Regions from separate parts of the Mus musculus genome. Here region 1 is linked to region 2. The links are chromatin loops, found by intact Hi-C in ENCODE. Cell type or tissue: heart. All regions are shown on one strand. Links, peaks and the distances in the headings refer to the core of each region. The heading gives the core; the rest is flanking DNA.

Region 1 (2,918 bases), core at 121-2,620, 270 kb after region 2:
TTGTCCCAGGGATCCATACTGTACCCATTATCCACCCACCAGTCACTCAGTTGCCATCTTGGTTAACAAGGTATCAGGTCAACTGTTTCTATATTCCAGTACTTGTATTAAGGTTACCATATTCTACTTGATAATGGCTCTAAAACCACAAGGATAGTGATTCAAAAGAGGCATCAAGGTCATTAAAGATGAGAGGAAACATTAACTCTGATACTTGGACAGCACTACAGAATCTATGAGACAGGGAACATGTGGTATACAGAGAGCTCAATACTTTCAGACTCTAGGCAACCCAAAGGGTCTTGGAGCACACTCATCATGGACAAGAGGGCATTTAAAGAACACTTTGAAGTATGTGTTCTGTTGCCTAGATACACATAATTGTTTCTTTTTTTTGTCCCTCACTGAAGGAGTGAGAAATCTCAAAGTAGCTTATTACTCTATTTTGCTCCTTTAAAAACTTTCTTGACTCTACCTCTCATATGCCATTTTGAACCTTCTGGCTAAGTCTTGCCTGATTTCCATGGCTGCTCATTGGAGCATAGCATCACCTCATATATGCCTGCCTTCTCTGGATGTGCTGAAGTTGACTGTCATTGGGTTCCTGGGTGGCTCACAGCTAAGACTCATTTTTCTATATCCATCTTCAATCTTTTTAAAATCAGCTCAGGTCTCAGAACCTTATCTCTATATGAAGTGACTATGGTGGTTTGAATGAGAATACCCCCCCCCCATAGGCTCACACAATTAAATGCTTGGTCCTCTGTGGATGGAACTCTTTGAGAAAGATTAGGAGGTATGGCCTTGTTGGAGAAGACATGTCACTGTGTGAAAAGGCATGGGCTTTGGGGACTCAAAAGACTCTCACTACCCCCAGTTAGCTCTGTCTTTGCCTCATGGTTGTGTCTTAATATGTAAGCTCTCAGCTACTGATCCAACGCCATGTCTGCCTGCCTGCTGCTGTGATCCCTGCCATCATGTTCAGACTCTAACCCTTTGAAACTATAAATCCCAAATGAATTCTTCCTTCTATAAGTTGCCTTGGTCATGGTGCCTTGTCACAGCAATAGAACAGTAACTAAAGCCTTCAGGATGAATTTATTAAACCAAAAATGAGAGCAGCTTTCACTCTAAATTTCAATCCTGAAGATGACATTGTAGTATCAGAGAATGATAGGTCTCAAATGGACATAAAGTACTATCTACCCAAACCCTCACCTATACCTTCTTCCTCCCCCAAATCTTGGCTCTTTTTCCAAGTGGCTAACAGAGACAAATTCATGGTTTTCTTATGGGTCAAATAATTCTCCCCAGTGGACATTCATCGAATTACCCTATATTCCAAAATTAGTTTTTAAAATAGAAAACATATCTTTTACCATATCCTTAGAGACTTGTCTTTAAGCTTGTATGTAACAAGAAACTGAATCAATTAAAATAAATAAGACCACTGACATGAACTTTCTGTTCAACAAATAAAATACAAAATACCCAAAGCTCTTTATACATTTAATTTCAGTGACTAATGTTCCCAGATCCGACAGCCCCATCACAAGGTCATCTGCAGAAGCCTGGAATCCGGACAAATTATCAAATGAATCTTATAAAACATATTTGCATGAATTTTTCTCTGGCTGTCAAGATCAGTTAAAGATATTTGTTATCTTGAGAAATAATGACAGACATGAAGAATGTCAACCACATTTCTTCTTCCTACTTTATCTTTGTTAATGTGGGGATCTTGAATAGGGAGAGAGGGGTACTCATACAATGTTTCGAGCCTTAGGACTTCTTGGCCTCTGTTTTCAGGGCTCATAAATATCCATATGCCAGGTACCTAATTAGTGTTGTAACCTAAGTTAATGGACAGGCTATTATGACAAAATTGCTGCAAGGTAATGGACAGAATTAAATTGTCACTTAAACCAATAGACAGGGCACTGCTCTAATTGGCCCATCTAAGTCAATGGAGCCTGAGCTGCCCCCCCCCTAACCCCACTCCTTCTCTGGGTTGGAAGAGACCTTCAAGGTTATCTGGTTCAAATTTCCTCAGTAGCATCATCCATATGTCTCCTTCATTCTGTTTCTAGAACCTCTAGGGTTGGGAAATGCCCTGCCTCTAAATACTCTGATTGCTTTTTTCAAGGGGTGCTAATTACCCAGGGGCTTCTTCTAATCCTACCTGGGTAGATCTGTCACCTAGAATTAAACACCTGGAAACAGACTGCCCTCTCCTGAAATAAAATGCTCCTGCACCTTGTTAATTGTTTGGAATAAGCAAAACACAGTCAAGATTCTTGTAGATCAAGACTCTACTTTGAATGGATTTGCCTTCTAAGAGGAACTCATACCTGTGGTGTCTCTGGGTTCTCTATGGGGTAAGAGAGCGGCTAAAAGAACATGTAGTGTTCTTTATATTCATTCTATTTTGGTGAGGTTCTAAGAGGTCCTGGCAGGCAGAACCTATGTTTGGGCCATCTCAAAAATAGTTTAGGAGATGTCCTAGTGAGCCTTAATTTTCACCTTGACACAATCTAGAACCATCTGAGAGGAGAAGCCTCAATTGAGGAGTTGCCTAGGTTATATCAGTCTATGGGAATATCTGTGGTAGAGTCCCTTGGTTATTAATTGACTTAGGAGGTCACAGCCCACTGTGGGCAGTACCATCCCTAGGCAAGTGGTCCTGGGCTATTTAAAACAAGCAACATTCTTCCACAGTTTCTGTTTCAAGTTCCATCTTGACTTTCTACCTTAACTTCCCACAATGATGGATTGTGGCCTGGGAAGTATAAGCCAAATAAATTCTTTCCTCCCCTAAATTATTTTGGGCTTCATCCTTTATGACAGTAACAGAAGAGAAACCCAACCAAAGTTCCCTGCCTTGTTTTTCTTACTCTATTTCTTGACTTTGGAGCACA
Region 2 (2,918 bases), core at 247-2,746:
CATCCCAAAACTCCCCACAGAAGGTCCATGGGGTGTGGGGGGGGACTCTTGGTACCCCTCACCCCCCACCCCCACCCCCCCACCCCACCCCCCGGCTAAGAACTAACCCTCTTCCCAAGCTCCGCAAGTCAAAGGTCATCAGAGTCTTGGGTCAGTCTGAGATGGCTTTGGACACACAGGAAGGGCACGGAAAACTAAGAGCTCTTCAGAAACAAAGTAGACAGAAGCCCGAATGAGACGCAAAATCTCAATCATAGATGACAGTTCTCCTAAAATAGCTCGTGGGAGAAAACTACAGTTTACCACTCCTTTTCCCCTCCTCCGCAGTGTCTCAGATGGGGAGGTTTTTAAGATGCATTTTCTAAATATTGGGGGAGGGGGGGGAATGGCCTCCCGTGGATATAAAATCATGAGGGAACATTAAATCTCCATGTTGTATCTCACTTCTGTCTTGTCTAAATGCATCAAAGAACAAGCTAAGAGTCTAGATTCTAGGACATAGAGAATGGTAAACGGTTTTATAGTTTGGATCTTAACTGCCTCACAAAGACCATGGGTGTCTTGAGGAGGCATCAGGGGGTGTTGGAACCTTTAGGAGGTGGGGCCCAGTGCCGGGAAGTTGGGTCCCTGGCACACCCTTAAAAGTGATAAATTAGAAGCCCAGATGTTTCCTGTGTCTCTGCACCCCTGGCTACTGGAGCTTGCAGCCCCTTGTTTTCACACACTCTGCTGTGGTTCACTGTCTGACCACAGGCCCAGGACCTGTGAAGTCAGCATTCACAACAAAAGGTCCCTCGTTTAAGCTGCTTTCTCCAGTTGTTCCCTCATGGCGGCAGAAAGCCCACCAACATGATCGGATTGCCATCCGTTCTACAGCCAGGAAATGCCCGACATACTCATTCCTGCTTGTTTCATGAGCCCCTCCTCCTTGGGAAGCCACATGGGGGCTTGACAGCCTCTCCCTGTGGAGCAGCCCTTGGCCCATAGAGCTTTAAGATGTAGCTGCTGAGTCAAGCTTAGCCATTGTAGCTCAGGAGGGATGATTTTGGGACAGGCCATCTTTCTGGCTCGTTGGCCCATTCCTTGATGGAATTTCCCACTTTTCTGAGGACTATCCACTCCTCTCAAGGATTTCCTATTATGCTAGTTAGTTTGTAATGGAAAAAAAAAAACCAAAAAACAAACAAACAAACCATAAAATGCCTGGTAGTTTATTTTTTTCTCATTTTTGTAGTTCAGCTCAATAACCTCGAGGTGGCAGTAGAGACTCCAACCAATTTTCTTGACTGGATCCAACCGCCTGTACATTGCTTCATAGGATCTTACAGCATTAGGTGACAGGTCAGTTGAGAAGGACTTAGCAGAAGGACTTAGCACAAGTGAGGCGACCTCAGTCAGGACTGTTTGGCTAGAATCTCTGGGAGGGCAGAGCAACCCTCTCCACTCCACCCTTCTGTGAGGTGTGTGTTTCCAGCTTTAACCTTCCCCCTCCCCCATTTTGCAGTCGGGAGTGGTTTGTGCAAACAAGGAACTCTTGTGAGCCAAGCATGAAGTTAGAAGCAAGGCTTGGGATAGGGGTTATTCTAGTTCAGATGTCACTCAAAGCCCTTGGGCAATGCATTTCAAGCCAAATACAAGCATCTTGACTTTTAATTGATTTACACTAAAATACATATCTAAGCTCCAGTTTTAAATGGAAAAGTGTTTGGTTAATAACTTCCATTAACCCAACATCGTTTTAATGACTAGAGGTAAGGAGCGAGATTGGATTTCCTAAACAACACAGCCAATACCCACAACAAAACAAATGTAAGTGGAAAAGCACGCTGGGAACGAACAGCTTGCTCCCGCAAATCAAGTTTTCCAAAAGCCAGGTGGTAGGAGGGCTTTCGTAACATGCGTGTTCCTATTCTTAAATTTTAATTTGAAGAAAAAATAGACAGAAGAAAAGTAGTAATGTTGCCCATTGCTGGGACAAATTCCTAGCAAAGAAAGGAAAAGGCGCCATGGTGAGTCACGACCCTTCACTGTGGGTCTGGCTGAAGTGTACCTGTTACAAGGACTTTTCTGGGGAATACACATCTCATTTCAGACAGGGCACAGAGGACGGATCACAGCAACGGTTCTTCCTACAACAAACCAAAGGGAAAAAAAATGTCACCCAGGTCCAATTTGGTGAATCAAATGAATTGATGGAACTTATGGGGGCACAGACTGGGAGCTACCTACAGGATCAGAGGTGACTCATAAACATCTGCATCCCTGAAAAGGGCCACCCCATCATGCCTAATGACTCCTAGAAGCTATATCATAGAGTCCAGGCCTTCGGTGAACCGCAATGCTATACATTTTCTGGTACCTTCCAACATAACTGTTCAGCTGAGGCAGAATTACATACAGCTGGGAGGTGACCGCAATGAGGCGTGATTGGCTAGAATCTCTGGGAAGGCGGACCAACCCTCCCCACCCCACCCCACCCCTCTGTGAGGAAAACACCAACAGGCTGGATCACCAATGGCTGTTAATGCTCAGAAGACAACATACTGCAGCAAAACTCTACAGTGCTGGCTACTGGGCCTCGCCTGTCACATTAGTATGTGTCTCAGCACTGTGACAAAACAATTGATAAAAACAACTTGAAGGAAGGCAGTGTTTACTGTTGGCTCGAAGCTTGAGGGTTGGCCACATCTCGGTGGTGACCTGAGAGGAGATCAGACATGTCATACCATGACCAGGTAGGGGAGAGAGATAAATACTGTGGTCCACACAACTTTCTCCCTTTAATTCAGCCAGGAATCCTAACCTGTGAATCTCGCCCACCCACCTTTAGGGAGGGATTTCCTTCTTCAGGGAACAGTTCTTTCCGGAGACATCTCTATAGACACACCCAGGAGCGTGTTTCCATGGTGATTCTAAAC

What was found. Peaks named below come from ENCODE experiments on the same cell type or tissue, not always from the same donor. Only the 100,000 strongest peaks of a DNase experiment are listed, where the experiment ranks them.
Region 1: it touches region 2 in a loop (4-fold over the local background); 8 of 42 quality-filtered maps call a loop at or near these places.

What each region holds. Positions count from the first base shown.
Region 1 is chr13:45,167,327-45,170,244 of GRCm38, reverse strand. No RefSeq gene overlaps it. Among named protein-coding and RNA genes, the nearest start is that of Gm40932, 62 kb to the right of the region's middle. In heart, for the core only: no CTCF peak of the experiment used is centred there; no DNase peak of the experiment used is centred there.
Region 2 is chr13:45,441,122-45,444,039 of GRCm38, reverse strand. No RefSeq gene overlaps it. Among named protein-coding and RNA genes, the nearest start is that of Mylip, 53 kb to the right of the region's middle. In heart, for the core only: a CTCF peak has its summit at 1,251 (motif pointing right); DNase peaks (open chromatin) are centred at 639 and 889; H3K27ac peaks cover 614 bases.